Linked DNA regions of Homo sapiens: region 1 is linked to region 2. A link is a loop called in an ENCODE intact Hi-C map of the cell type or tissue named here. Cell type or tissue: HCT116. All regions are shown on one strand. Each heading gives the region's core, and the rest is flanking DNA. Links, peaks and the distances in the headings are about the cores only.

Evidence for each region. A loop is a pair of places that touch in the nucleus more often than their neighbours do. Peaks named below come from ENCODE experiments on the same cell type or tissue, not always from the same donor. Only the 100,000 strongest peaks of a DNase experiment are listed, where the experiment ranks them.
Region 1: a loop joins it to region 2, with 2.9 times the contacts of the local background. A loop is called at or near these places in 3 of 110 quality-filtered maps.

The regions. Positions count from the first base shown.
Region 1 is chr6:70,211,924-70,228,666 of GRCh38, forward strand. It overlaps COL9A1 (collagen type IX alpha 1 chain), which reads right to left. Exons shown (of 38, transcript NM_001851.6): 37 at 14,009-14,086; 38 at 4,203-5,158. The coding sequence ends at 4,974. COL19A1 (collagen type XIX alpha 1 chain) reads left to right here. Exons shown (of 51, transcript NM_001858.6): 51 at 1-545. Among named protein-coding and RNA genes, the nearest start is that of COL9A1, 83 kb to the right of the region's middle. In HCT116, for the core only: a CTCF peak has its summit at 9,276 (motif pointing right); a DNase peak (open chromatin) is centred at 9,223; H3K27me3 peaks cover 3,975 bases.
Region 2 is chr6:71,342,102-71,358,844 of GRCh38, forward strand. No RefSeq gene overlaps it. Among named protein-coding and RNA genes, the nearest start is that of MIR30C2, 27 kb to the right of the region's middle. In HCT116, for the core only: a CTCF peak has its summit at 7,412 (motif pointing left); a DNase peak (open chromatin) is centred at 7,410; H3K27me3 peaks cover 1,237 bases.

The DNA.
Region 1 (16,743 bases), core at 4,430-12,429, 1.1 Mb before region 2:
CGTGTTCAGATCCAATAGTGAGTGATGTGGTACAACTGGAGGAGTTAGCTACTTGCTTCATGAATTTGTCAAAAGTGAATACTAATAAAGTGGGAGGCTTCACTAAATGAGGGGGTAAATAAGATTTAAGTTTATCAGAAGTGTGTGTATTGTGTGACCATACTAAGCTTCTGGGTGTAAGTAAAGATGCTGGCTATTTTACAACTTTTTATTGTATTGTGTTATGCAAAGTACATTTTGGAGATAAATGTTTTTCAGCACATTAATGTCTTTAAATTCAGGTTGTATTGGGTGTATTTTACAACTATTTATTTTTAAATAACATTTAGGGTGTGTTTTCCCCCATTTTGTTTGTTCTCTATCTTACCTCATCAAACTCTTTACGATTTAATTGAATATACTCATGTTAAGTGCAATGGCATTAGTTTTATTCAAAATCCCACATGGGCATAATGCTTTGAGGCCTTGATTCCTACATGTTCATTATGCATAATGAGCTTGTCACCTATCTCAGCAATAAAGGTTCTGACCCTATGTCAGGGAAATCTAAGGTGCAATTATTAAGGCCATATCTACTCTTCATCACTTGCCATGGCTGAAGCTCCACACTTCAGTCCATTTTGTTTGGTGTCAACCATGGGGATGCTCCAGAAGCACTCTTGGCTAACCATGAGCCCCACAGGTGTCCAAGGAACGTTAATTGGTCTATTGCAGGGTTCATGTTTGTACCATCATTATAGTTTTCTTTGTCACATGAATCATTGCTCAGCTTGAAATAATCAAGTTTGTCACCCATCTCCCTGGCAGTTCATAAAAAGCCTAGTCTAATTATTTCAGATGAGAATTATAAGCAGAATCAAAAGCCCAAAAGCAGGCAGTCCTTTGGGACTTTTGTCCCCCAGAGTGATCATCTCACTAAAATCATTTGAGACTTTTTGCTATAGAGGTCCCTGAGGGAGATAAGAAATAACACAATTAACTTTTCTCATCCATAGAAGCTTTTACACCATGAGTGATAAGGTAATAGGCAATAAGTAGTTAAATACATAGCAGGTTTTCTTAACAGAAATTAATTGCATCAAAACGTGCCAGAGGATTTATATGTTTACCTATACCGGGTAATAACTTACATAGTTCTTAACTATTCCTATCTTCAGGCCCCCTTTGGATAAATTAACTAGGTGCTCTCTAAAGAATGTTGTTGTCTTTTCACACACATATTTTCAACTTAAGAGACAAAATGGAATTTCAAATATATCTCAGAAAGAGAGGTAATTTGTTTGAGACAGTTTCCCTCCCTTGTTCTCTCTCCAGCTATGTTTTGATAACTTGGAGTCAAAAGTAATTTGTGAAGGCATGTTAAGCAGAGAGTTAGCATGAATTGCCATTTATTAAGACTAAAAGTAATTTTCAGTTAGCAGCATCCTCTTCCTGATAGCCAGATCAATCAAATATGTTACACTTCCTCTCGTTGATCATTTAAAGAGCACTTAAGCGTGTGTATTTACAGACAGGCATTACTACAGTCAGCCCATTTTGATTTAATAGTTCTTGAGCCATAGGTACTTTATACTGCCATGTCCTGGATCACAACTCACTAAAGAAGGCTACACAATTGAAAAGTATTTATTTTACTTTGCACAAAAGGGCTTGACCTATGTTTATTGAACACAAGTATTATTTTTAAAAAGATATTTAAAATCATTTATGTTTGTCACCCCTCTATAAACAGCAAGATTGCTAGTTTGCTAGTATTTTTTCCTTAATACTGAGTTTTCACTCCTTTTGCCAGGTTACCAGCAAATATTTTTAAGTAATTTTCTTGATATTTGGAAATCAGAATTTCTATTGGTTTTCCACCTATGTTGGTTTACTTAGTTTATTTTAGAGACAGGGTCTTGTTCTGTCGCCCAGGCTAGAGTGCAGTGGTGTGATCATAGCTCACCATGGCTTCAAACTCCTGGTCTCAAGCAATCCTCCAACCTCAGCTTCCCGAGTAGCTGGGACTACAGGTGCTCACTACCATGCCTGGCTAATTTTTAAATTTGTTTTTATTTTTACAGAGACAGGAGACTCACCGTCTTGCCCAGGCTGGTCTCGAACTCCTGGGCTCAAGCTATCCTCCCACCTTGGCCTTTCAAAGTGTTGGGATTACAGGCGTGAGCCACCATGCCCAGCCTTGGTTTACTTTTAAACTCAGAGACTGTATCTCAGAAACACTATAATCACCAAAAAATTTTAAAAACACAATAGAGGTGATCTTCTACAGCAGGAATTTATATTAAGCTTATTTCAGTTGGCAAATAAATCAGATTTTACTAATGATGTTTAAGAATAGCGATATTGGTTCAGTCAGCTTGAAATGTAAAGTATCCAAATAATCAAATCGATCATCTATCCTGATATGACTACTCATTCATATTCTTCTGCTGTGCAGAAGCCAATTACCCAAAACCATGCCAGGGAATTTATGTGCTCAGTCAGTCTCGGAAGTGATTTCCACAGTTCTTAACCAACCTGTCAGCTATTAGGGTTGAAAATCATATCATACTGCCATAGAAGCACCGGCTAGAAATAAATCAGGAATCATTTGCCCTTAATTAACATGCCAGGTTCAAACCAACTTTATTTATTTACACTCTCCTCTCCCAGTGAGTGCTCTAGTTGCCACTTTATCCAACTTTCAAAAATATCTCAGAGAGGATTTGAGATTTCTATTTTGCTAGAGAGACATGCTTGGTCAGATTCAACATTTACCAACTCTCTTTCATGGAGGGAATTTGCTGGGCTCTTTTCCTTGCAATTTCTAAGCCAAGTGTCTTCTGCTTCTGTAAACTACTTCACTTAACTGAAATTTATAACGAATTCTTCCTGCCATTTGGAATGTGGTAGTTTTGCATAATCTATTTGTAAGTGCTTGTTTCCAATGTTGCTGACTGTATCTGTGGAGCTTGTTGTACAACCTTTACATAACCAGGTTTGTAAAACAGTTGAGTGAACTGTTCTTTGAAATTTTATTTTTTTTAATTTTCTTATGAATATTATAAAACTTAGAAACATGTTTGATTATCTAATTTTTCTTTTATTGTATTTGATTATGTCACTCTAGTTAAAATAAAAGCACTTTGGTGAAAAGATAATTTCTATGCCTTTATTTAATTATGTGTCACAGCTCCTGAAAAAGTTTGCCATTTTTTTAAGGATTGTTTTAGGGAGCTATAACAGAGACCTTTATTTTCAAAAGTCATATTTGAAAAAAGGGAAAGAACATTCTTTCAGTCTATGTAAATAGCACTGATCTATATGGCAAAGTTGGAATCTTCTTAAGCAAAATTCATGCTAGAAGCATAAAACTAGATGCTGTAAGCAGTTTTAAAGAAATCCAAATACAGATTACATAATGATTGATTTAACCAAACAACTAGGACTAGAATTTAAAATGTATAAAAGTACACACGAGAAAAATATATATAAAAAATTATATTAGGGCTCACTCTCCTTTGACTTGACAGAATTTAGTTCCATAAACTAACTAAAGATACTATGTTGAGCTATTGTTTTATGCCCCAGCACAGGTTACTCACAGGCTCTGTGATATAAAATGAATATATTAAGTCTGTTGGATAGTTAAGTAGATGTTAATGAAACAGCAAGCCAATATGATTACACAGATAATAATAAAGTGCTTAAGTGGTCAGGAAATACTTGTTAAGAATACAGTGCTTTAGCTGAGCTGCATTTATAAAATTTACAAGAAATGGTGAAACATAAATCATGTTTACAATAAAGTTCTGAGTAGGAGGGAGCTAACAAGCCATTGGAATGAAGGCAGTGGTTCTTAACCTAGAAATAAAGCAAGGCTAGACTTAAAAAAGTCCACGAAATCTCTGAAATACTATACAAAAATATAGATGCGCATGCAGCTGCACATCTTTCTAGGGAATTAACATTTCGAAAAGGTCCATGAAGCTCTCTCCATACACACTAAAACACACACACACACACACACACACACATACGCATCTGTCACAGGGTAACACCCTCTGTGGAACAGCTTTTTAAATTACTTTATGTAGAAAAAACACTAATATTATAAACATACACCTATAGAACCAGTAGTTAAGTAATGTTTAATGTATCTAAATAAGCTCAGTAACTTCTTTTCATTGAACATGATTATTTATAAGAAAACATGCAAGAGATTAAGAAACCATATTTATTTCTTCTTTGGTACAACCAGAGATGTTACCTCAAACCTTTAAAATAAATAATCTCATCAATAAAATTTATGAATGCCAGAGTATTAAAATTATTTCTTTGCTTTCACATAGAAGCGCTCAAAATATTAACAGGTTTGGGGTAAAGTACATACAGTTCAACAAAAGTTCAAGGTGAAGAAGGAAACCAATACATGACGTAAAGAAATCATTTCGGGAGATGTAGCCCTTTCTTATCACTCCAGAGACAGCACATCGATGAGATTTTAAGCACCAATTCCATTGAATGTAGTGGGGTTTCTTCATAACTAGTCTAGTAATCCTCTATATAACTGAAACAATAATCTGAGAACAACTTCTAAATGAAAATAACTACTGCAACTGAGGTAAACCAAACAGTTGTTTTTGTTTATTGGCACAGTGGCCCACGATAAGACACATAGGTATAGCACACTAAAGCTCAAGATCCTGGGAACAGGAGTATAAATTTATTCAAGGGAGGTGTTTGGTTTTCTTTTTTTTTTTTTAACTGATGACTCTGCTGTCTTCCCTCCAAGGGAAAGGAAAGAGAACTTACTGAATAGCACCGTTCTTCTATATGTGATTGTCAAGTAGGACTTCTGTAATCATACTGAAGGTAATACATTGTAATCATGCTGAAGGTAATCATCTTTGCCCCAGCTTTGGATGGTGTTTCTCACCCAGGCTCCTTCACCAGGCGTGGTTCATGCAGACAGCCATGCAGCAGTAAGCCTTTCAAGGGTCAGGCCCTTTGTTAAATGCTCGCTGACCAGCCTGCATGGTGCAGGAGGCTGGCTCACAGAAACCGGGAAGCCCAGGAGGTCCCGGGGGTCCAGGCACTCCAGGAATTCCTGCCACCCCTGGGGGGCCTCGCTCACCGTCTCGGCCATTTCTGCCATAGCTGGCAGGGCCTGGGTCACCTGAAACACACAGAAGATTGCACATGTGAACAGGAGAATCCTCATTGATGCAAACTGGCAGAGGGCATGGCTCAGCAGCGCTCAGATAAGGGGTTTAACAAACGCTTTTGGAAGCGATGGATGATGACTGGTGATGATTGGTGATGATGATGATGATGATGATAATAAGATCCCTTCCTTGGACTTGGGTTTTCATGGAAATTAAAAGCAGAAAGAGACCTCAGTGTCTCTAACCCCCATTTCCATCAGTAGAGCTGCACCGTGCACCATGGTAGCCTCCAGCCACAGGTGCCTATTGAGAGCTGAAATGTGATGAGGCCAAATGGAGATGAACTAAGGATCAAACACACCTGGATTTTAAAGACTTGATATGAAAAAATGTAAAATAGTTCATTAATAATTTTTGTGTCTATTACATGATGAAATGATCTTTTGCACACAGTGGGTTAAGTAAACTATATTATTAAAATTAATGTCACTTGATTATTTTTACCTTTTTCATGTGGCTACTTGATTTAAAATCATACATGCAACTCACATTTGTGGCTCACATTATATTTCTTTTGAATGCAAGTAGCAGTATTCCTTACTTCTAAGAGTTGAGCAACATCCGGGCAGGGAGAAGTATAGTTTAGCGGTTAAAAACACAGGTTTTGGAGACAAATAGCTTTACATTCTAGCCCTATCATTTATGAAAAATGTGACATTAGCAAGTCACTAATCTCTCAGTTTCTTCATCTACAAGATGGGATAATGTCTTCCTAATAATTAAATTCAGGCCAGGTGCAGTGGCTCATGCCTGTAATCCCAGCACTTTGGGAAGCCAAGGTGGGCAGATCACCTGAGGTCAGGAGTTTGAGATCAGCCTGGCCAAAATGGTGAAACCTCATTTCTACTAAAAATACAAAAAAATTAGCCAGGTATGGTGGTGTATGCCTGTAGTCCTAGCTACTCAGGAGGCTGAGGCAGGAGAATTACTTGCACCCGGGAGGCAGAGGTTGCAGTGAGCCGAGATCGCGCCACTGCACTCCAGCCTGGGCGATAGAACAAGACTTCGTCTTAAAAATAATAATAATAATAATTCTACAATTGGAAGCACCTGATAAATAGGGGCTATTATTACAATTATTAAGATATTATTGATTAATGTCTTTTAGAAGGCTGTGCCATGTGCCCTACAAATTTTCATATTTTTCTCATGAAGGGCTGACCCCAACATGAACTTTGCAATAGCAGGTTCTCTGGGGGACATTTCTTGCTTGTCTTCCTTTTGTCGTGTTTAAGGGTTGTATGTTGCCCTCAATGGGGCACACTCTCTGAGGCACAGCACCCCATAACAAAGAGGAATTTCTGCTGAATGTTTACCCCAGTGCACTAGCAGCACTTTCACACAATTATTGCAAAAGTGGTGATGAGAAGTCAGTGTAAAACAAATTGTGTATGCCAAAATAATATAGGGATCCTCATTCCATCTCAGCCATCTTAACCTGGTCTTTCAGCCAAAAAGCCGGAAGCCAAATCTACATGTTCAACTACATATTTGCTTATATTTGGTTACTCTCCTTCTTTCTCTGTGGTTTTTACTTTTCTTTTTCTATTTCAGTTGTCTTTTTATATGTCTTTTGTTGGTCTTACTGTAGTAATATGGTCTTATTCATATATATCTCACATATTTTTAGAAGGAAGGTAGGTTAGAGATCCTGCTTTACATAACATCTCATTCTTCCTCTGGTGCATACACTTCGATCCACACAAAGCAATGTCATAGGGCAATATATTAATAAGTTTTAAGGGAGAATAATTATCTTTGAATTTATCCATCTCAAAGCTATAGATAAGCAGAGATATAAGTAATTTTCCCTAATTTATCCCATATACTTTCATTCAACTATACCTAGTAAGTATGAAGCAGATCATTATGTGTTTTCTTTTAATGATGAGGTCCCTGAGAAAGCTTCTCCCTAATCCACAGCATCTATAGATAAAGCTGTAGCAGAACTATGCCCTTAGCAGCACCTGTTAAGATCCTTAACACCAGATGCAGTTAAAGGTGAAGTTGATTTTTTTAAGGTTTAAAAGATGAGCCAGATCTAAATCCGATTTTCATGCACCTTATCACTAGGAATGTTCCCACTGAGACATACCAGGTGTGCCTTAAAATCAAATCAAGTTTAGGAGAAGGAAATGCCCAAAGAAGAGGTAGAAAACCAAATGAGCACAGGGGCTGGGATGGTCATTGAGATCAGGGGTGGGCAAACTTCAGCTCATGAGCTAAATCTTGTTTTTGTAGTTTTATTAGAACACGACCATGGTCATTTGTTTACATATTGTCTGTGGCTGCTTTGGCGTACCAGGGCAGAGTTAAATAGCTGCAATATGGTGCCCATAGCCAAATAATCTGATCCTTCACAAATAAAGTTTGCTGATCCCTGATGTTATAAAGAAACAAGCCTGGATTAAGAAATTCCCCCACTGTTTTTACCAGATGAAAACGTAAAGTACAAATGCAATGAAATTTGGCCACTAATATTCCACGTAAGTGTTGGGGAGACCAAAGGGAGGAGTGAGGCCTGTGGTGAGCTGGAAAGTGGATGCGGGCAGCAGCTCTTCTCCAGCTAACAGCTGTCATCGGGGAATACAGGCCAGTGTTGCCAGAACTTCTGATAATTTTCAAGAGAGGCCAGGAAGCTGAGTCTTTAAATAAATATCTCCCAATGTTTAAATGTTAGCAACTAATTCAAATTTTTTTCAACATTTGTAGAGCCAGCCAAAAACCTTAAGTTTTAAGTAATTTATTCTCTAATACACTAACAATATTAAAAAGCAGAAGGATAGCTTTTTAGATTTTCACATTTGGTTCCCCATCAACACACTTCAGGAGAAGTTTTTCTTTTTCTTTTTTACCTTGCTGAGTTTATTCCAAATTGCTGCTTATCCTCTGAAGGAAGAGTCGATGAAGCCATCCTGTCTACCCTTGATTTATTTTATGAAGCATGCATCTCATCCAGTTCTGCCTTTGGCAAATGCAGCAATTTACCCTTTGGAGCTTTTGATGATGTCATCATCATCATCATCATCATCATCATCACCACAAATGCTTAATGAGAATGCTTTCTCTTTTCCATGGGCATACACTATGCTCATTATTGAGCCCATTTTTCTCATGCATAAACTGAGAGTTAGGAAGGTCAAATAATTGTCCATAGTCATATAGCCAGAAATGAGGACCCTTAACCACTGCACTAACTGTATTTTCCTACCTATTGATTTTTTTAACTCTGTGGAAGGGTGTGGAGGGGTGTGGCAGGGTGTGTGTGTGTGTGTGTGTGTGTGTGTGGTCATTTTTTTTAATTCCTTGGGCCTGAGTTGACCAGGAAGTAGACAGAGGTACAAAAACAAAGCACAGTATTGACTTTTGCAGAGCTCTAATGATCATAAGAAACTAAGATATTTCTCTGAGGTTTTGCCCTGTAGAAATACCAGAGAAAAAAAAACAGCCTTAACATAGCAGATTGTCAGGCTCTGGAAAGCCCTGACCCAGGGCCTTTGCTCTCATGTATGTTCTAAACTATGTGGGAGCCTCAGTTGGGTGACACTATGTCCACAGTCCACATCACTCAAAAAGTGAAGCTGACTCATAATAACGGTTCACAAAATGGGCATAAATGGTTAGCCCAGCAGCTACATTCATGAATATCTATCAACTGCTTTGTAACTCTTCAGAAAGAGAAAACATGCATCTAAAGTGTTATTCTGCTCTGCCTGCCTCATGTGTGTATTACTTACACTAACTGCCTAATGATTACATGGTTTTCTGAAATGTCAAGGACCTATAAATATGTTGAATATTCCCAATACAAAGAAATGATAAATGTTTGAGATGATGGATATACTAATTACCCTAATCTGGTCATTATGTAATATTTCTATTGAAACATTACTACATATCCCATAAATATGTATAACTATTATATGTCAATTAAAATAAAATAAAATATTTAAAATTATTGCTAAACGTTTTTTTTTTAAACAAATGAATAGCTATGTCATTCTCTATAAAACCACTAGAGGGTAGTCATGTTACACTGATGGAAGCCCATCTCGGCTGGATCATTCTGGAGGCAGCCCCTCACCTAATACATGCTGTGGCGTAAAAGGGACTGTGTATACAGTCAAAACAAAAAAAGTGAATAATTTTCACATTAAATAGGGTATTTCATAATTAATCCACTGGTTATGTAGACTTTTTGTATGTACCAGGAGTTTCTTATATTTCTTGAGCTTAATGTTGTGGTATTTGACAAAGCAGTATATGTTTAAGGAATTATAAACTGGTTTATGTAAGGCCCAGCAACCAAATAAAACAGCTGCAGCAATGGAAATGGAAAAATTAGGTACTGAAAAACTTAGCCCAGAACTGAATGTGTGCGTGTGTATTTTTCCACTCAATAGTCTCAAGCAAAGCTCACCTTTCTGTGGACTTTGCACAAGAAAACCAAATACTCTTATAACCTAGCATAGTCCAGCACAAAGCCAGCTACAACTTCCATGTCCAAGAGGCAAAAAGCACCTTAGCTCACAAGTCACCTTCCTAGTGTTCACATTCAAATGATTTGTCATTTAATTTATGTTTTGCCCTAGTGAGTGCACAAAGAGGAAGTCAGGACTCTTTATTATTAATAAATATGTTCCTTTAAAATTCTCAGAGTGACGAGGAACTAGTCCCAATGGGCAAGTTTGGTGGCAGCAGAGAGAGTCTTTGAGACAACCGACCAAGCAATAACACTAGCTGACCTGTGGCACAAAACTGAAGGCGGGGGAGACTAAAGTTCCAGGGATTGCTAATGTGATCCACGTAGCTCTGCAAGAGAGGCAGAGAAAGAAGCGAGACACTCAGCAATTATGGGACATGCTCAATTCACATGTCTAGGTTGCAAAGAAAAACTAATCGTATGATTAGACAGCCAGCCAATCATTCTGTCCACTTTGGGAACATAGACTCAGGAAGCATGAATATCTGTCTTGTTATTACCTGACAGACTTTTGTCAGGACATGAATTTAAGAGTCTGTATTTTCTCAAATATATTATAAAAAAAGGGAGCAACAATAATAACAGTTAAATTTCACTAAATAATGTCAGAGTGTCTGTTTGCCATATGCCAGGCACTGTTCCAAGAGCTTTACATGTATTAACATGTGCATATATGCTCTAAATACAAGGTAGGCATAGTGATTCCCATTCACTGAAGAGGAAACTGAAGCACTTCAAGGTAAAAGAATAGTGCATAAGCCCTGGCAGCCTGGCTCCATGTCTGCACTTCTTAAATATTCACCCAGCCTACTCCTGGCTGTGAGAAACAAACTAGATTGTGCATGTGTACTTTTTAAACAACAAAGCACTGTAGCCAAAATGATCATCAATGTAAAGGTTATAATAATAACCTGTGTTCCATAACAAGCAATGAGCATTATGTCCCTGCAGGGCATGTAATACTTAACACTGAACAAACAGAGATACAGCATTGGAGAGGGGAGACAGGGAACTAAAACTGTCCAGAAAGAATACAGGAACTCTAACAACCGATAGAAAATGATGATATTAGTTACATCGTTAAAAATATGTTAAATGCCTTAGCACAAAGAATGATCCAACTATCTTTTTTTTTTTTATTCAGGAGGATTTGAGCCCCAAATCCAACAACAGGAACAACAAAGAAGGTTGCAGACTATGCTGTTCTGCAGTTTCTTTATTTTAGGTAAGAAAAGAATTTTTTTATCTAGACGGTTCCAGACAAATTACTGCACAGAATCCTTTTGAAGTTTCATCAGGCCTTAAAGTCCTATTAATATTATGTTTTTGAGAGATCAGAAATCACATTCCTAGTCACATTCAAGCTCTACCAAGAAATAAAAAGCAGTATAGCCTCAGTGGACAATTAACCAGTGAAAAGATGTACTGCTACCCAGTACTTCGCATTTGTGATTTGGAGTTGAAGTAGACTTTCATGGAGGGAAGGTCTGGGCATCAGGGGCGGTGCTGATTTAGAGAAGAGTAATATATTACTGCTGATCAACGGCAAGAGAAAAAAGCTGCAGGGGCTGAACTGGGGCCCAACTTTGCCCTCAGCTTTCCTTGATCCACCTTAAAAAGCAAAAAGTGGACTTGATATATTAATAATAGTATGAACAACCAACATTTCTTGAGCGCCTACTATAGCCAGGAACTGTCTTAAGCAATTTACATGGATTGAGTTTCTTTATTTCTCAGAATTACCCTATCAGAGAGATGTTCTTGTTATCACTGTTTTATAAATGGGAAAACTGAGGTGTAGAGAAATTAAGTAAAATGCCCAATATCATAAAGTTAGTTAGTGGCATAGTCAAAACGTGAACCTAGGATGTCTGAATTGTAGATGCCACTCTTCAAACAGCCCACTTCCAGGTACTAGCTTTAAGGGAGGAATGACCCAAAAAGCTCATGTCAGGAACTTGACTGACTTGAGCATATGCACGGTGTCAACAAGAGAATGTGGGCCGACCTCGAAACCCAAGCCCTCAGCTGGTGCTTTCACCTGCGCACTACACGAGGACACCGCGCCAAAGCGCAGAAAACGATCCACCAGCAGACCCCTCTTCTCTGGCATCTGTGCTTTTGAAAGTTAGCCTATATTCCTGAAAAATAATCTGGAACTCAGATTTGTCACTAAATAATGTCAGATATCGTCTCAATTAAAAGGTAACAAAAGTCCAAAAAAGGAAGGTTACCGAGGTTGAGACATAGAAACCAGGACAAGGAAATCAAGAAAGAAGAGTCAGCTGGGAGGTGAGAAGGATGGGAGATAATCAGAGCTGATGGGGAGAGCAAAGTGAGAGGAGGGGAGAGATCAGAGGAGGGCAACGATTTTGGAGGTGATCCCAGGAAAGCAGGGGCAAGGACTGGCCAAAGGAAGAAAGGAAAAGGAAAACAGAAAGGACAGGTATTAGGAGTCCCCTGGATCAGGGGGTCCACAAAATGTTTCAACAATTCAGATTTAAGATTAAATCCAAGATCAGCTAAAATTAATAATTTTGTTTGTAAGCGATCCTAGGGAGGGCTGCAAATGATGATCTTGTCCTGCCTCACAATTTACTTACACGTGGATGGTCTGATGTTCTAAAAAGCAAGTCGGGGAAGCCCCTCTGACTGACTGTGTGCCCCGTTTGCGCCCCCCATCAACTTGGCTCCTGAAAATGGTTTACTGCAGGTGGGAGATAATGTGCTTCTGACAGTCTGGGACACAGCACACATGGAGCTGATCTTCTCAATCTTCTCATCTTTACATTTAAATTGTGGCTTACCAACAGATTATTTTCAAAGTGAGAATCCCTATAAACCATAATACATTTTCAATAAAGGAAAATGTTGCCAATAGTGCAAGTCATTGGTTCAAGAACTGTTAAGCGATTTGTCAATAAAATGAGAGAAGAAGGAGTTATTAGGCTTTCTCATAAATATATAGATAATTAAGTAAATTGTGATGATGGTATGTTGTCAGCCTCAAAACTTCCTATTCCTACTACTGGTGATGGAGACAGGCACCTTTAGTAAATTCTATTTCCTTTTCCTCTCCTCTACACACCCATCAATGAATCCAAGCTTTACCGTATATTAAAATCTTCTCTAAATCCCATTTAAGCCAGATTTTCCTTTCATTACTAATCATAAATCTTCCATTTCCAATTATAAAAATTTATCAATATGTGAAAACATTTTGATGAGCCCATGAATCAGTTTTAGAAAGGCAGTGTTTGAGTTATCTCCAAACATTCATGTTTTTTTAAAAAATTTTTTAATGAGAACACAATCCCCAGAAGCAATGAAATGGATAATTGGAAAGCAATGATGTTTTTGGCTACAATTATAGCTGTGATTAAATACATCAGCCTCTGGCAGAATTAGAAAATTGTAATTTCTTTTCCTAAACTTCCCTAAGCCAAGTTTTCCCAAACCATTGTGGAAGCAAGTATCATCTCAACTCTCCTCAGCAACAGACCCCTAGGGCTTTGGGAGCCTTCCTAAGCCACTGCCTCCCCACAATAAGAGAGCGTTTGCTGGAAAGTTGCGCATCATTCATGCCCTTAAACTGAACTGGCTTTTGGCCCTGCTATGTTGCCTCTGTGCTTGGGCTTGTAAGTCATTTCCTAAGGGATAAGTGTGTTCCAGCCTGGACTCTGGTGACAGGGTAGCCAGTGTATAAAGAGAACAGAAGGCCCAGTGAGAGAATCTGGGCCCTTCACACAAGGGCTACCCTGTCACCTCAGTTGACACAGCTGTGATGTGTGGCTCTTAGTGATTATGAGCAGGAATGTTCAGTTTTGTATTTTCTTTCTTTCTTTCTTTTTGGATGTGGGGTTTTGGAGGGTCTGGGTGTTTGAAAGGGGAGCTTTAAAAATAAAATTTCAGTTACTCCTTGTGCAAGAGATTAAAAACAGGCTAATCTTCCTACTGCTCTGGCATTTTAGATTAAAAAAAAAAACAGGAAACTATCACCTGCTTTAGAAATAGATAGGATCCAATTTATTCAGAATTTTATAACAAGTGCATTGTGCCTGGACCTTGACACTATTTTTCTTGAAGCATCTATTTAAGGAAATTAGTATTTCAAGTCCTGATACCTATTTTCTGATTTGATTTACAGATCATTTAATTCTTTACTAAAGCTGGTCTTGAAAAATCTATGCTAGCCATTCTGAATAATTAATATGCTTAAGTGATCAAATAACAATTATTTTAAAATTTTATTCAATTCAGGCTGTGTACTTGCTACCAATTTCGCTACCTCCTCCTCTCAGCTATACAACACACTTACCTGGGAGACCTATAGCTCCAGGCAAACCGTTGGGACCTCTTCCTGGAGGGCCACGCTCCCCCTTTTCTCCCAAGTCACCTGCATTACATTAAAGAAATGTTATTTTTCTACATATCTATAAAAATAAACTTCCGCATCTTTAAACTTTCAGCAAATCTAAAATTCAGAAACCAAAAGGTCATGAAATTGCCATAAACTAGATTGTAGTGAGTATGTAGCAAGGCAAAAATCAAGTTCATCTATTAATAGATCTAAGGGGGGAAAATCAAATTATTATATTCATAGATACTGGAATGACATTTGACAAAATTGAACATGCATTCTTGATAAAACATTCAATAAAATAAGAACCAATGGCCACTTCCTAAACACGAAAAATATATCTATCTCAACCCAAAAGCTAGCATTATGCTTAATGGGAAACACAAGAATTAGTTCCACTACAATCAGAACAATATAAAGACGCCTACTTTATCACTAATATATAACTTTTGGTTTGAGTAGTTAAAACTATCTCTATTTTCAGGAGATATGAATATATATCTTAAAACTCTAGAAAGTTAACTCAAAAACTATTACAAACAGTGGCATTCAGTCAACTAGCAGGGTACAAAATTAATATATGGAAATTAAAATTTTATATATATTAACACAACCAGTAATAAGACATAGTAAAAAAGATACCATTTATAATAACAATTAAAATATTAAATAACGAGGAATAAAACTAATCAGAAATAGGCAAGTCCAACATGACAAAAAGTTTAACATTTCTAAAGGACACCAGAAGACTTGAAAATCATTCTTAAATAGAAATGATATCATCATAAAATATTGCCAGTTCTCCCCAAGCTGAATTTTCATCATGATCTTAATAAAAATACAAACCCATTTTTTATCAGAAAAGAAGATCCTGAAGTTTGTATAGAAAAACACATAAGCCAGAGTAAGCCACAAAAACTCCATAAAGAAAAGCAACATGAAGGGAATTAAGTTGACCAGATATTAAATCAACTAAAATGTGTGGTGTTGCTCCCTGAATACTCAGACCAGTGAAACAGAATAGAAAGCCCAAAAAGTAGGCCCAAATACATACAGGATTTGGGTTTATAATGAAGGTGGTGTCTTAAAGTGGGAAAAAGTTGAACAATTCAGTAAATGGTATTGGAAGAAGTGGGTAGTCAACTGGAAAAGAAAAGTTAGATCTATACCTCACACCCTATTCCAGGATAAAATACAAATGGATCAAGTATTTTACTGTAAGTTAAGAATCAAAAGAAAACAAGGGAGAATTATGACCTCAGATTGGCCTTTTTATTAAGATTCAAAATATGAAGGGTTCCTAAAATCAATACAAAAAGGCCAACAACACAACAGCAAAAAAATGACCAAAATACATGAGCAGGCAGGCCACTAAAAGGAAGTAAAAATGGCTCTTAAATATATGAAAAATTCCCTGACTTCACTCTCATAACAAAATAAATGCAAATTGTAAAAAAAAAAAAAAAAAAAAAAAAGGATGCTATTTTAACCTATAAGATCGGCAAAAATTCCAAAGTTCAATTAAAGATATACTAGCAAGTCTGTGGAATATGCACTATTATGAATTGCTGATAAGAGTATAAATTTGTACAATCCCATTGGAGGCTAATTTGACAATAGCTATCAAAATTTTTACCCAGCAGTTCTACTTCTAGGAATTTATCATAGAGATAAAGATGGAGTGTATGCTGCTTTTTAATACAAAAATGAAATATGTACAATGTTGTTCACTGCAGCCTTGCCATAATAGCAGAAGGTTGGAAACAATCTATGTCCATTAAAAGGTTAAAGACATTACAGAATTTCCACAGAATAGAACACTATGCAGCTGTGAAGAATAGCCAGGAAGCTCTTTGGAATGGTCTCCATGGCATACTGCTCAGTGAAAAAGGCAAGTTCCAGAACACTTGCTAAAGGACAATATGATTCATTTTTAAAAGGATGTAGAAAAAATACATATTCATGTATCCTTATATAGAATTGCTTGTAAGGATATGTAAGAAAAGAATAGTATTGATTACCTAGTGGGAAGGAGAAAGGAAATTAGGCAGATGGGAGACAGGGATAGGAGAGAAACTTCACTAAATATCTTTTTTATACATTGTTAATTTTTGGAACTGTATAAATTTAGTATTATGAAATATAAATTAATCAATCTTAAAAACATAAAGTGTGTTGTTACAGTGTCTACATTTCACTACTGACTCATTGTTTATAGGGAACATACTTTGGATTGCAACCAACCATGTGGATTTGCAAGACATTTACAAGACAGTTGATTGAAATTGGGGATTTAGCAGCCACAGAACAAAGTTGCATTAATTATCCCAGCCCCTGAAGATACCAAACCCAGCAACTTGACCTCATTAACAAAAGGCATTAATTCCTTAGTTAACTGGTCCTAAATGATGTCTGCTGCTCTTTGTTGAAGGCATTATCCCATTATTCCGGTAGTACAGTAGTATATCATTATTCTACTATGCTGTTAGAAAATGCAATGGCACCTTGCAATAAATTCTATACATACCATTTTTTTTCCAAACATTTGTTTCAGCTTAGCCTCATTCAATATTAAGTCATATTTGTTATAATTTTAAAAACAAAGTCATGTACACAACAAAAACAGAAAAAATATCTGTATAACCATCTGCACTCAGATAGTCAAAGATCTCTAATTCTGAAGTGAATATTTA
Region 2 (16,743 bases), core at 2,860-10,859:
ACTGTTTCGTCAGAAGTTAGTATCTGGTTGTCATTGTCATAGAGAGATCTCTGGTTTCTTCTTCAAAAGTCTTAACACAGTCTTATTTTAACACTCCTCTGACATTTATCCCTAGCACCTTGTTCTCCATAGAAAGGGTTTCAAATGATTCAATATTTTCTAAACCTTAACTGGATTTAATTCTCCCCTTGGTGACTGAAAAGATAGCAACCTATGCACTATGCAACTGTTAACCTTCCCCCACTCAACAAAATCTCTTCCCTTAGTTTTTGAGGAATGAACTTGAGCTGCTTCCTAAAATTATCACTCAGTACTAGGAACTGAGACATTGAGAATACTGAGCAAGAATTTTCTACCAAGGTAAGGACCAAACAAACTCAAAAAACATTCCAGGATGAAAGGAAGTGAGTTCTCTATTTGTCCCTAAGTCATTCTCTGCTCATGGAGCTACTCTCCCTTCCAAGGATCCTGCTGTCCCTTTGAAGGCCTCACTTATTTTAACCTAACAGTGGATTATAGGGCTGTTCTGTTATTCTGCTAGTTCTCTCTGCAGCTTTCTTTTTCACATTGAAATTGAGCATCGAACAAGATAAACCTGCACAGGGAGGAATTCAGAGTGCTTAGCTGAAGTTGGTAGTAGTAGAGCACAGATGTCTGTGGGTGTCCAGACAAATTATTGGTCCCAACTCACGAAAAATATTCTACTAGATCCAGGAGTAAAGTTATTACTTTCTGAGAAGAGTTTCCTGTAGGGAACAAGCCATGAGGGGTTGGTTTTTCACTGACAAATATCAGATGGTTCCCCAGGGTGGGGCAGGAATGTTTCCCTTAGGAAGCTATTACTTCCAGGATGAGCTATAAACAAACCATTCTCTGTATTTGGTCTAATTAAACTATGCACATTTTGGGGGGTAGGTATAAAACAGAGATGCTGACATGCCAGCATTTATGCTGCTGACACAAATGTTCTGAGTATAGTTGATGTAAGCGGTGCTGACATAAACCTTCTCCTTGAGAACAGCTGCTAGAGGTGCTTTGTATTTCCACTATCTTCCAGTGGATTAACTTTAAGCATTGTCTGGGCTAAGAGTTGAAGCATCTTCTACTGAGATTTAATTCCCTAATATGAAAAATTAACCTACCGATTTCTCAATTACTTACTTCTTTCATGTTAATAACTATTTAAATTAAAGCATGTTTTCTTTTAAAGTTCAGAATTAGATGAAGAATGCAGTACTGATTGTTTTTGTACTAGAGGCTTAGTTTGCAGAGCTCCTAGGATGACTAAAGTTCACTTAGTTTGGAGTGAAAAATGGAGGCATGACTATTATTGCATAAAATAAGTCATTTTATTTTTTTTATTTACATGAAACACAGATTTCATGTTAATGTGACTTGTCAACTACCTAGTTAACTGACAATTAGCTGCCACTGCTGATAATTTTGTAGATTAATGAGATGAAAGGTATAAATGTTCTTCAAGGAGAATTGCACACATACTCAATACACACATATTTAAAGGGTTTGGGACATTCTAAAGTCACCTCTGAACCAGATCAATAACCTCCTTCATTGATTCCATTATGTGATCAAAGATGGCATTTGCCACCTACATTTGGTGGTAGATTATCCCCAGTAAGTCTTTTAGAAGATGACATCTTCACCCCCAGTGTCTTTCTTTAGTACTGATAATCAAGGATTTTGTGAATTAGCAGGATTTACTGGCTGTTGAGTGCATATCAGTTCAAGTCCTCCAAGAAGCTGATGCCAAGACAGGACTAGATACACAAGAAATTTATGGGGAGGAAACTCCTGTGAAGGGTAAAGGAGGAGGGAGCAGGAAGTGGCAGGTGAGCCTTCAGACCTGGAAGCATTAGAAGTCCCACATCAGTCAAGATGGCCTGATGGCCTGCCTCTGGCAACCCCACCTGCTCCATCTCTACCTGGAGAACCCTGGAGGAAACATTGCGTGGGCATGAGTGCCATGGTGGACTCGAAGGAGCAGCAATTGGAGCTGTCAGTCAACTGTGCTCCCCATGCAGAGTCTCTTGAAAGGAGGTCCAAGGAGTGGTTTCCATGGCTACCAGAGGAGAAAAGAGGGTCCTTGTAGGTGCAAACGTGCAAGTTCCTCTCTTCTTTTCTAACCCCACTTAAATTTTGACAGTTGCTCCTCTTTGGCCATTATGGCTTGGCCAGCCAAAATGTCACATATGGACAGGTAATATGATATCTTCTGCCTTAGTTTTTTTTTTCTTTCTCAATACAATATTTATAGGCATCGTAATTGTTCAATAAGGGGATGGGGTGGAGTTAACATCCACAGATATTGAATAGATCAGCTTTATAACACAACCTTTACCTTTTGCCCTGGGCCAATGAACATCATCATCATCATCAAAACAATAAGATATTAATATTTCAGTGTGGAGCCCATACTACTCATCAAAATGCCACAGAAGCCATGCTAGTATTGAGTGCCTCTTCCAGCTTGTGGTCTCCGTAGGATTAAGTCCTAAGATGGATGTCCAGTTTTCATTTTCCTCCTGTTCCAACCAAGACCAAGAGGGCTATGGGATCTTTCTCTCATGTCCACTGCATGGGGAGAGAATGAACAAAAGACAATGGAGGATTCTTTTCACTAAACAGTGGAACAGGAGATGGGCTACTCTCCCTTGGGTTGTGTTCTCTGGGGGAGTGAGATGCAGTAGAAGTGCACTGGGTGGGAGAACAAAGAGGTCTGAGAGAGTAAAGGGGCAGGGACAGGACGGGGCACTAAAGAGAGCTACCCTGTGGTAGTAAAGTGAAATGCTCCCAGGACTTAAGAGGTTTTAGATAATTTATTGATTCATGCAACAAATAATTATGGGGCAGTTGGTATGTACCAGATAGAGTTCCAGGTGCTTGGGATATATCATTGAACAAAACAAACATTCTTGCCTTCCTGTAGCTTATATTCTAGCAGGGAGATGCTAACATGTAAACAAGTAATAAACAAAATACATACGTAAATTATGTCTAAATAAATATATTACATATAAACTACAGCTTTTCTTAAAATTGGTTTTCAGCAGGAATTGCCTCATCTGCGATTACTAGAAGCAGAAGTCTCTTTCCTCAAGTTTCTTAGCTCTTTCAAACTTCTTTCACCTGGGACTCCTGTTTCTTCCCCTGGGAGAGAAACACTTCTTTTGCAGAAATCTATCTAGTATAGTTTCTAAAAAGCCACTGACAGAGTGAGATGTATTATGTAATTAATATCTTTGATCTCTGAAAAGCCTGCTTTTTAACTGGATTTTAATAAACTTCCTAAAACCGGTTCAGAAAATGTATTTAAAATATAATTGGCTAACACACACAGGTCTTCAATTTGAAATTCAATAGAATAAACCTGCCCAGAGCTGGGCATGGCACTGGATAAAGAGAGCCACAAGCTTCACTGATTATGATCTAAAGTCCAGAACTCCTCAGTAATAAATAGGGGATGAGACAATAAAAAGTACCCAACTGCGAGGAAGGCAGACATTTCAATTCTCCCTTTGCTACATTAAACAATACAGCCTGCAATCTACAGTGACAGGAGGAGAAAGCCAAGTAAGAAATGATGGCTTCAAGTATGTAGGGCTCACAATTAAACCCTGACCCCAGCCCTACAGCAGCTGGACATATGCAATTCCAACTAGATTTAATGGTAGTGCCTCCTCCCCGCACCCCAAGAACTCTTTAAGGTCTTCTGGGTTTATCTTATTAGGATAAAACCCCCTAAATTAGTTGATTCATAATGCGATTTAAATGATATACTTTCAAAGAGAGGATAAATGAATCATCGAGCTATTTCTCCATCCCAACCCCAGGCTTATACAGAGATTCTATTTTTAATGTCTTAAATTTAAAAAGCAAAAATTATCTTAGTAGCTGTGGGCAGTTGAAACTTTAATGAAATTTGATTAAGCCAACATTCAATTAGAAGACAATGTAGGTCACAACTAGAAATGATTTATAGGATGTATAGCAAGATCCCTCAGCCCTGTTAAGATTAATATTTTTGAGAGCAGGCTGCACTCACTCTCCTCACCTCCTCTCCCCGCTGGCTCCATCTGCATTCTGCTGCCATTGTTCTAGTGAAGCTGCCCTCTCTGAGGCTACAGTGGCAATGGCTCCATCAGTCCTTCTCTGGCTCAGACTCAACATTCTTCACTTTTGGTCTCCTTTCTTGGTTCCCATGGCACTGCCTTTTCTTGGATCACTTCACCTGCTCTCTCAACAGATTCCTTTCACTTCCTTCTCTTCTTTTCCCCATTTCTTAGAGACAAAACCCCAAATACAGTTATTGGTTCTTTTCCCTTCAATATTATCCACTTCATAGTTTCTATGATTATGCTGTAAGCCCTGAACTTAGTTTCAGTTCTGAATACACAACAATCTTCTAAAATCCCCCTTCATGTTAAGTTCAAAAGTCTGAACAGAAATTAACTTCCTTTCCCTTTCCCTCTTCTTCCTATGTTTACAATATCCTCTAGGATCTCTCAGTCTTATTGGCCAGAAAACATGGTCAGAATCATCTTCAAGTTTTTCTCCTCTCTCAGTCCCTACATTTAATTACACATCCAATCTACTATTCTATTTTAATAATTTTGAATTTCTATTCCCAGTCCCACCTTCTATATATAATATAGGCTCATATGTATGAGACGTTCTGTCTGGATTATTACAACAGCCTTTTGACTGTAATTCCTCTCTCTCCTTTTCTTTAAGAAGTATTGTTCTATTTCATATTATGTGCCAAGGTTGTGCTAGGAGCTTGGAGTATGAAAGGAATTAGACCACCTTTCTTTGAGAGCTCACAGTGTAGTGGGAAAGACGGATGTGAATAATATTCACCTCTGTATACTATGATGAGCATTATACATATGAACACAGTCCGAGGTGGCCCAGAGAGTGAGGCGGTTAATTCTGCCTACAGGAGGTAGACAGGGAGTCAACAAGGGCTTAAGTAGAGAAGGTGACTTTGAGGCTAGGTTTAGGGATGCATAGGATTTCACCAGAGGGGGACAGTCGTGGGGAAGGACATTCTTATTCAAGAGGACATTGCGTCCCACAGACATTAAGGAGCATGGTGTGTTTAGTAGCCTGGTGACCACTGAACACAGACCATGAGGTGGGCAGTGGGTGGACCTGAGGCTAGAAGGTGGATTGAGCCAGATCGTGACGTGCTTCCAATGAGGGATGTGGGTTTTGTTCTATAGATAGTTTAGAACCAACAGTTTCACTTCCCACATCTAACTAAATGCCAAGGTCCGAGTGGACTCAACAAACTAATGCTCAAATCTAATCTATTTTCTCCAACTCCATTGACCTTGCCTTATTTCTGGCTTTATTTTTGGAGGCTCCTAGTTAAATTTCCCTTAATAGAATGAGGACATCTCTATCTCATCCTAGCCATCAAATTAATGATATTTTCCCTCTCTTATAGAAAACAAATGGACTTGGTAATGTAAGGCAGTAACAGGATCTGTCTACAAATTTCCTAGAAGACAATCTATACATAAAGTTATATATGTTGCATTTAATTTTCACTAAAATCCTGTGATAAACCTCCCTATCCAGAAATTTTGCTTGCTCATTTTAATCTGGCTACTAGAGAATGGAGAGGCATTTCCACCTGGGTCCAGCCTTAAATGACAATATGAGTGGTCAATCATTTCTGCCACCCTTGTTGCCCCAAGGGAGGTAATAAAAGTAGTTAGAACACCTGTCACTGAACTTGGATGTGCATGGTGAGCAAAGCCCTCCATATCTTCCTATTCAGGAGGAGTTGCCACATCTCCTCAGTGGCTCCTAGGCTGCTTAAGCTTTTGATATACCCTATGTAGACAAAAGGGTACAAAAGCAAGGTTGCTAACATCTAACTGTTGCCTTGAGTAAAAAACAAAAGGAATTACAGAACAAACGTTTGGCTAATTTCAAAGTGTCCCTTAGTGCTTGAAAACTTTGTCTTATTATTTTTTATACAGAATCAAAGTAGGCCTATCTTAGAAAAGGGAACATCCTTAATGTTGGAGAGGTTTTAAAATAGGCTCTCACTATTTCCAACCCAGATTATTGTGCTGACAAACTGATGTTTTCCCCACTTCCTGTCTTTCTTCTCCAGTTATTTCACATTCTACTTTCTGATTTTGCTGTCCAAAATGCATATTGGCCACCTTTATGTTTAAACACTCCAGTTTACTTCCTCTTGTTTCATAAAGTCCAAAATTGCTGGATATGGCCTACCTCCCTCTCCATCCTCATTGCCTATCTTTACCCAACAACAGCACACGAAATTTCTAGGAATAACCCCCAAATATGTGGGAACTGCATGATTTGTGCCTCTATCAAATATTCATTTTTCTCTCTCTTTTTCTTTTTTCATAAAGACAGGGTCTCACCCTCTAGCCCAGACTGGTCTCGAATGCCTCTTGATACAGTGCTTGTGGAGCCCATGGATTGATTTCTGAAGGTCCTCGAACTTCCTGAAATGAATGCTCATTTTGAGTAAGGTATACATTACAGCATTTTTTAGGGGTATAAGCTCCATATATTTTATAAGATTTTCCAGTAGGTCTTTAAACTCTAAAAGGTTAAGAAACACCATAAATCTGTTGAGAACTAGGACACAGATGACCAAATTTGACAGAACAATATACAAAGTAAGAATGGATGACAGTGTTGTAGAGTCTCATCGTCAAGTATGGAATCTCATTTATAAAATGTAAAAACTGAGGCCCAGAGAATTTTAATGATTCGCCTGAGTTCATTTACAAACTAAACTACACAATTTAGATTTAACTGTGCAATGTCTTTTCCATTGTTTGCTTTTTCATGTATTTATTGTTTTATTCAATTATTATAGAGTGGAACATACTTGAAAGTGGCAACTATGCCTTGAAATGATGATTATGATGGTGATGGCAATGATGATAAAGATGATTTTAGAGGAAATTATGAATAAGAAACATGTCTAAGACCAAGAAATATACAATTATGTACTGCTAATTCTTACATATTTAGAGTACTCAATTTGCCTCTTAAAAATCCTGGATAATGAGAATTTATTGACTTAAGTCAACTGCATCCAACAAGTCAGGCAATTTCCAAATAATTGTGTGATTTTTAAAAATGAAATTCTCTTGAAATGTTGGATCCACTAATTTGCAGATCTGAGAACATGTTTTTCATATGGTACCCAATTGATTTATGTGAATTGCTTAAGGAAAGAAGTTGAAATTTACCTGAAATATCTTTTGTTAGACTATGCGAAGCAGAGGAACTTGCTTTACATTTTTGTTTAACCTTCACTAGGTAGTTCAAATCTCATTGTCGATTTTACTGATTTTTATAAGGTTATAGAAATGCTATTATTTTGTCAGAGAACTAAAGTGCCCTCTACTGTTTCTTCTCTGTTATTACAGCCAACTTTCTGTTAAGATACTTGATTTAACAGAAAAGTCGTCCTTACAGAAATAACCAGCAATAAATTCATTTCTGATAAAGATTCTAATTATAAAAAAGAAAATTATTATTGACTAAGCATTTTGAAGCATTTACATGTTTTATAAATTGACCAGTAAATAAAATCCTACATATTTGCCTTAATCATATTTTTGTCACTTTAATCTTAAAAATTCAAATTCCACTTTATAAAAAACATTTCTACTTTTTGGCATTTGTTTCAATTCATTTTACACAGCCAGAATTTTTTCACTATGTTGACTAGTATCTTTTTTAAAAAGATGACCAAAATAGATATATTTTTAATTTAAATATTCAGAAGCATAAGAAAATTAAGAAGGGCCAATCACTATTTTCTGAATGTAATTAATGAAATTTATTACTGAGAAAAAAATCCTCTAGATGTCATGTTATTAACTTAAAAATAGAATCATCTTACAAATTTACATATTTGCTTGTTGTAAACTTCAATTTTGACTAATAATTATGCACGTCACTTCCCTTCACTAAAGTAATCCAAGTTAGCTCTGAGTCATTTCAACCACTATTACTAACAGCATCATTAAAAAAAAAATGTCATTTCTTAGTCTTAAAATTTCAGTTATCTACATGCGTAGAGGCCTAGGATCTGTAGAGAACACTCTTTTACGAGTTCATAAATCTAATTATTTCAGAAATGTTTCACCCTTTCTCACTCTCTTTTTCATAGGACTTTTCCATCATTGGCAAGGTTTTAAAAATTTCCTAGTTTGTTGGTAGCTATTCAGTTCTTGCACAAAGACACAAATCTTGGCTGCTGGCCTTTTGGCATCTCCTAATTTTTTCATAGACCTCAATTGAACTTTCAGCCTGTTCATGGAACTTCAGAGGCTGACAATAGAAACAGCTCCTATTTGTCTTTTCACCCTTCACTTTTAATCCTTTCCATAAGCCACTTGAAAGTACAGTACTAGGTAGTTCAAGGATAGAGAGGGAGAAGACGAAAATCTATTTTCCCTCCATAATGCTTTCGGTATCCCATTTTCTTTTCATCCAAAGACAAGCAAATTAAGCAAATAAACATTAACACTGGTAATAATCCAGCTCATGTAACTAAGATTGATGTTGGGTGAGCCTCAGTCTTATAATACAGTCATTTGAGCCTCTTCTGTTATGCCAGAATTAATCTGTAGAAGGAGCCATAAAAGTTCATACAAAAAAGGGAAAAATGGCTTAGCAGTGTGAAGCAGAAGCAAGAGGTGCATGCTAGAAAGTTGGGAGCTCACACTTAAAAAAACTACAGAACTCAAAATTTGCCATGACGTGCAGGTCCTTCTTGGGCCTGTAAATTAGGCAGTTAACGCCTTATCTGAACCCTGGGAAGAATAACTTTCAGTTGCTTTTCCTCGCCCTAACTCTTCTACAAGGAAAGAAGCATAGCCTGTCTGCTTGGTGACTGCTTGGACCCTGCTTCACTAAGTTGAGCCTGTCTGGAACAGAGCTCAGACCTGCCTCCATGTAAATGTAAAGGCCAAAGGCCTTGGATGGCAGCAATTCTGGGTGACTAGGTAACTCTCCTTCAGGTAGGTTGCCCCAGGGATTGGGACACACTATTGTGGCTGATAATTTAAACTATAATCTTCACTCAAATCCTATTGGTAGTAAAAATGTTATGTTCACATCTGGAAGATGTTAGAGGGCCAATTTATTAGAGTGCCATTTGTTTCTGATGTATTTTTCCCCATGCTCTGAGGGCAGCTGCACTGTCAGCTATTGAGCTTGTAGGGCCAATAAGCTTCAGCAAATTCACACTGTAAATCCTCTTGACCAATGAGTTTTTATCCATGCTATACTGAGTGTATTCTGCAATGTAAGCTGTTTAATTTGCTGTTGCCTCTGTTTCTGACATTTATTTTGTGTTCTAGAAAACCTTTCAGATTTATAATGTCTGACAAAAACATATGGGAGTAGAAATGTGGAACCAATTACAAATAAGGGAAGCTTACTATGATGGCTATTAAGATCCAAGTTTTACATTGCCTTTAAAAAAGTGTTCACAGGAACACAGGATAAAAATAAATGACAATTTGGGATTGGTAGAAGTTCTTTAATATCCTGAGGATCACTATAAACTTCATGGAAGCCCAGGAAAACTGGCTGATAACCATATCAATAGTAGGTGGAAGAAACTATGGCTGGCTCCCTAGGATTTGAAGGAAGAGGAATACAAATGTTGGATGCCACAGGTAGCCCATTTCCTCAGGAGCAAGCTACTCCGTCTGAACCCTGGAATCAGACATTTCTCCTAGAAGCCTTGGTTCCTTTTAGTGAGGACCATGGTCTGGGTGTTAGGTTTGCTCATGGCTACTCTGGTCTTTGCTTCTTGGCTTTCTCAGTAAGGAGAGCTAGGCAATCTAGGCACATATGTATAAACAAACACATACACACATACGCATACACATGCACATCAATAAACAGACATGTGTAAATATACACGTGCATCTATCTGTGCACATAAATGTATGCATATTTGAGAAATTATGAGTTCATATCAAAACTGCAGTTCCAATCCACTCCCAAAGTATACATTCTTGCCTTCCATCATTCCATATTTATATGTCCCTTCTTCCACAGTGAGAACTTCCAACCACATCAACACATTTATTCATTTGTGCAACCCTTTGGTATACCTGAAGTAGGTTTGGAATTGCTTTGCCCATGTCATTACAGTAACAAATCTACCAAGATTTTGAGATTTGCTTGCAGTTCTTCCTCCCCTCCTACCCCAAGAATGAGGGGATATAGTTAGATACTGTATTTATAAGTTACTTTAGTTGGTCTTTCCTCCTTCCTTTACTTTCCTTTAGTATGGCTGTGGCGTTTATTTGAAATATAGTTAGGTTCATGTATTTTAGTTTGCTTTCAGTTTTAGAACTTCCTTCTGGCAGGGCACGGTGGCTTACACCTGTAATCCCAGCACTTTGGCAGGCCGAGGCGGGTGGATCACAAGGTCAGGAGATCAAGACCATCCTGGCTAACACGGTGAAACCCCGTCTCTACTAAAAATACAAAAAATTAGCCAGGCCTGGTGGCACGCACCTGTAGTCCCAGCTACTCGGGAGGCTAAGGCAGGAGAATTGCTTAAACCTGGGAGGTGGAGGTTGCAGTGAGCCGAGATCATGCCACTGCACTCCAGCCTGGGCAACAGAGCGAGACTCTGTCTCAAAAAAAAAAAAAAAAGAAGGAACTTCCTTCTTATTCATATTGATTTTATTTTTGGAATATGTAGAATATTAACATGCTTTCAAAAGTCAAACTGTACAAAAAAGGTATAATCAGAGATGTGTCACTTCTTTCTGTATTCCTTCTATCCAATTTCCCCAAACTCCTAAAGGCAACTAACTTGTTTTCTGATTTGTGCTTCCAGTGTTCCTTTCTGTAAAAATAGGCATTTATATAAATTTTAAAAATGTCCCTTCTTTTATACACAAAGTTAGCATACTATATATACATTTTTGCATTTTGCTTTTTTCCCCTTAATTAAGTCTCCCAGAAATCATTCCCTAACAGTAAATAGTGTTCCTCCTTATTCTGTCTTACAGCTGTATAGTACTCCATTTTCTGTATGTACCATAGTTTATTCAACCAATCTTCTATGCTCAACAATTATAAACAGTATTCTATGAATAACTTAATACCTATGTTTTTATAGTTTCATATTATTAAAGATATACATTTAAAATAAATTCATAGAGGGATTTCTGTGATGAGATTTGGGCATAGATAGTTGCTTATAGATGGCTAAATTCCTCTCCAGAGGAGTTGCACCTATCCATCAGCAAGTATGGCATTGCTGTTTCTCCACTGTCTCGTCAACAGAATGTGTTATCAAGCTTTTGAATTTTTGCCAACTTTTTCGGTGAAAAATGGAATTTCAATGTAGTTTTAATTTACATTTTTATGTGATTAAAATTACATATATTTTCATGTGATCAAGGGCTATTTTTATATCTTTTTGTTTCTTTCAATAGGATTTCTACAGGTCTTTTTCTATAGGATTTCTGTAGATCTTTTTTCCTTTTTTTTAGAAAGTTCTCAAATAAAGGAGTTAACCTTTTATCTGATATATGTTGTGACTATTTTCTCCCAGTTTGTCAGCTGTCTTTGACTTAGTGGTATTTTTCAGGCCATGTAAAATTTTTATTATGTAGTCAAATTTATCAGTCTTTTATTGTGTATGGGACCGTAGTCACACTTAGAAAGCTTTTCCTTATACACTGGTTTCAGAAGAATTCACTCATGGGGTGTTTTTTTTCTTTTTGGTACTTGCATAGTTTTACTTTTTATATTTAGATCTCTGATCCATTTGGAGTTTATTCTTGGGTGTGATGAAAGAAATGGATCTACCTTTATCTTTTTCCAAACAGCTATCCACTAGTCCCCACACTGTATAGTAAACAGAGCATTTTTGTCCGAGTGATTTTTGAGATACCACTTTTGTCATAAATTTTTATATGTAGCTGGATCTACTTCTGGAGGTTTATTTTACTCCCTTTATCTGACAGTTTATTCTTGTGCCAGTACTTACCATTTAATGAAAGAGCTTTGAAACACATTTTTATACCTGGGAGTAGTTCTGCCTTGCTCCCACTACCTCATCCCAGAGGTCTTCTTATTTAGTAGTTTCCTTGCTATTCTTGTGTTTGTTTTTTATATTTAATAAAACTAACTTTTAATTAATATGAAGATGGCTTTCATTATATCATCATTAATAAATCATACTAAGCCTAGATTTTGAGAACCACATTTATAAACAGAGGGGGTTGATAGCCATTTTATTCCTGACTGTGAAAAATATTTATTTAATCTCCATACAAGTTGAGTATACAAGCAAATTATTTCAGTTTAGTGCAGACTTGAAAAAACATTGATTTTATTGTTATTCCTAATATTTCCCTATTCTTAATCTTCATCTTTCACCAACACCACCATTCCCTCACCCAGCACCAAGGAAGGAAGGAACATGCTACTATCATGTTCTGATAGCTCCTGCTTCATAGACATGGAATCTGCAGTTGAAAACAAGGTTTTATCTTATCACTCTTTGTAACAATAGAACCCGCAAATGTATCCATTTATGGACCTAAAAATAATTTAACATAATTGTAGTCTACTGCTTCTGCCTTGGGATTGTTTCTACACTAAAGTGCCCCTACAGAAGGCCAGAGAATATTGACCCAACCCTGATTCCATCACGGTAATCATGCTAGTTGAAATTAGGGCAAGCAAAACTAAGGCCAATTTGACCTGCATTGAATCTATGATTCAAAAAATCTTATCTGTTAACTCCCAGTGGCCCAGGAAGGTCCATAAGGTTTTAAAATTCCAAATGCTATAGAAGTTATGTTTATCATAATAAGTTGTACATATTCATTTGTTTCTGGCATAAAATTAGCATATTAAAATTTATCTTCCCTATAAGGTTTCATCAAAAATTGACGCTTTTCTCCTTTAATTCTGGAAAAAGGTTTTGTAATCTCAGGGATAACCAGTTGGAATAGTTGATCAATAGGATTGCATACTTCACTGACACAGTCCAAAGCTTTAAAAAATGCAGCTCAAAAGATGTATTACACCAACTTAGATTCTCAATCTGATATGGCTGTGAAGCCAATGGACTGTTTCATGAAGGCTTAACTTTTCAATCAGAAAAGATTGCTCTACATGTTAGAGAACTTTTATTTTAGAAACTTTTGTGATTATTCTTAGTGTAGAAACTTTTATATATATATATATACTTTAAGTTCTGGGCTACATGTGCAGAACGTGCAGGTTTGTTACATAGTTATACACGTGCCATGGTGGTTTGCTGCACCCATCAACCTGTCATCTACATTAGGTATTTCTCCTAATGCTATCCCTCTCCTAGCCCCCCAGCCCCCAACAGGCCCCGGTGTGTGATGTTCCCCTCCCTGTGTCCATGTGTTCTCATTGTTCGACTCCCACTTATGAGTGAGAGCATGCAGTGTTTGGTTTTCTGTTCCTGTGTTAGTTTGCTGAAAATGATGGTTTCCAGCTTCATCCATGTCCCTGCAAAGGACATGAACTCATCCTTTCTATGGCTGCATAGTATTCCATGTGACATATTTTCTTTATCCAGTCTATCACAGATGGGAATTTGGGTTGGTTCCAAGTCTTTGGTATTGTGAATAGTGCTGCAATAAACACATGTGTGCATGTGTCTTTATAGTACAATGATTTATAATCCTTTGGGTATATATACCCAGTAATGGAATTGCTGGGTCAAATGGTATTTTTGGTTCTAGATCCTTGAGGAATTGCCACACTGTCTTCCACAATGGTTGAACTAATTTACACTCTCACCAACAGTGTAAAAGCGTTCCTATTTCTCCACATCTTCTCCAGCATCTGTTGTTTCCTGACTTTTTAATGATCACCATTCTAAGTGGCGTGAGATGGTATCTCATTGTGGTTTTGATTTGCATTTCTCTAATGACCAGTGACGATGAGCTTTTTTTCATGTTTGTTGGCTACATAAATGTCTTTTTTTGAGAAGTGTCTGTTCATATCCTTTGCCCATTTTTTGATCAGTGTTTTTGTTTTCTTCTAAATTTGTTTAAGTTCCTTGTAGATTCTCGACATTAGCCCTTTGTCAGGGGGATAGATTGCAAAAATTTTCCCCCATTCTGTAGGTTGCCTGTTCATTCTGATGATAGTTTCTTTTGCTGTGCAGAAGCTATTTAGTTTAATTAGATCCCATTTGTCAATTTTGGCTTTTGTTGCCATTGCTTTTGGTGTTTGAGTCATGAAGTCTTTGCCCATGCCTATGTCTTGAATGATATTGCTTAGGTTTTCTTCTAGGGTTTTTATAGTTTTGGGTCTTACATTTAAGTCTTTAATCCATCTTGAGTTAATTTTTGTGTAAGGTGTAAGGAAGGGATCCAGTTTCAGTTTTCTGCATATGGCTAGCCAGTTTTCCCAACACCATTTATTAAATAGGGAATCCTTTCCCCATTGCTTGTTTGTGTCAGGTTTGTCAAAGATTAGATGGTTGTAGATGTGTGGCTCTATTTCTGAGGCCTCTGTTCTGTTCCATTGGTCTATATATCTGTTTTGGTACCAGTACCATGCTGTTTGGTTACTGTAGCCTTGTAGTATAGTTTGAAGTCAGGTAGCGTGATGCCTCCAGCTTTGTTCTTTTTCCTTACGAATCTATTGGCTATATGGGGTCTTTTTTGGTTCCATATGAGATTTAAAGTAGCTTTTTCTAATTCTGTGAAGACAGTCAATGGTAGCTTGATGGGGATAGCACTGAATCTATAAATTACTTTGGGTAGTATGGCCATTTTCACGATATTGATTCTTCCTATCCATGAGCATGGAATGTTTTTCCATTCGTTTCTGTCCTCTCTTATTGCCTTGAGCAGTGGTTTGTAGATCTCCTTGAAGAGGTCCTTCACATCCTTTGTAAGTTGGATTCCTAGGTATTTTATTCTCTTTGTAGCAATTGTGAATGGGAGTTCACTCATGATTTCACTCTGTGCTTGTCTATTATTGGTGTATAGGAATGCTAATGATTTTTGCACATTGATTTTGTATCCTGACACTTTGCTGAAGTTGCCTATCAGCTTAAGAAGATACTGGGCTGAGACGGTGGGGTTTTCTAAATATAACAATCATGTCATCTGCAAACAGAGACAATTTGACTTCCTCTCTTCCTATTTGAATACTCTTTATTTCTTTCTCTCGCCTGACTGCCACGGACAGAACTTCCAATACTATGTTGAATAGGAGTGGTGAGAGAGGGCATCCTTGTCTTGTGCCAGTTTTCAAAGGGAATGCTTCCAGCTTTTGCCCACTCAGTATATCGGCTGTGGGTCTGTCATAAATAGCTCTTATTATTTTGAGATACGTTACATCAACACCTAGTTTATTGAGAGTTGTTAGCATGAAGGGGTTTTGAATTTTATCGAAGGCTTTTTCTGCATCTATTGAGATAATCATGTGGTTTTTGTCATTGGTTCTGTTTATGTGATGAATTACGTTTACTCATTTGCGTATGTTGAACACATCCCTTGCATCCCAGGAATGGAGACGACTTGATTGTGGTGGATAAGTTTTTTAATGTGCTGCTGGATTCGCTTTGCCAGTATTTTATTGAGGATTTTCGCATCAATTTTCATCAGGGATATTGAACTAAAATTTTCTTTTTTTGTTTTCTCTGCCAGGTTTTGGTATCAGGATGATGCTGTCCTCATAAAATGAGTTAGGGAGGCATCCCTCTTTTTCTGTTATTTGGAATTTTACTAGCTCCTCTTTGTATCCCTGGTAAATGGTAGTAGCTCCTCTTTGTACCCCTGGTAAAATTCGGCTGTGAATCCATCTTGTTCTGGGCTCTTTTTGTTTGGTAGGCTATTAATTACTGCGTCAATTTCAGAACTTGTTATTGGTCTATTCAGGGATTCGACTTCTTCCTGGTTTAGTCTTGGGAGGATGTATGTGTCGGGGAATTTATTCATTTCTTCTAGATTTTCTAATTTATTTGCATAGAGGTGTTTATAGTATTCTCTGATGGTAGTTTGTATTTCTGTGGGATTAGTGGTGACATCCCCTTTATCATTTTTTATTGCGTCTATTTGATTCTTCTCTTTTCTTCTTTAATCAGTCTGGCTAGCAGTCTATCTATTTTGTTAATCTTTTAAAAAACCAGCTCCTGGATTCATTAATTTTTTGAAGGGCTTTTTGTGTCTCTATCTCCTTCAGTTCTGCTCTGATCTTAGTTATTTCCTGTCTTCTGCTAGCTTTCGAATTTGTTTGATCTTGCTTCTCTAGTTCTTTTAATTGTGATGTTAGGGTGTTGATTTTAGATCTTTCCTGCTTTCTCCTGTGGGCATTTAGTGCTATAAATTTCCCTCTACATACTGCTTTAAATGTGTCCTAGAGATTCTGGTACATCACGTCTTTGTTCTCATTGGTTTCAAAGAACTTACTTATTTCTGCCTTAATTTCGTTATGTACCCAGTAGTCATTCTTTGTTTAGTTTCCATGTAGTTGTGTGGTTTTGAGTGAGTTTCTTAATCCTGAGTTCTAATTTGATTGCACTGTGGTCTGAGAGGCTGTTTGTTATGATTTCCATTCTTTTGCATTTGCTGAGGAGTGTTTTACTTCCAATTATGTGGTTAATTTTAGAATAAGTGCAATGTGGTGCTGAGAAGAATGTATATTCCATTGATTTGGGGTGGAGAGTTCTGTAGA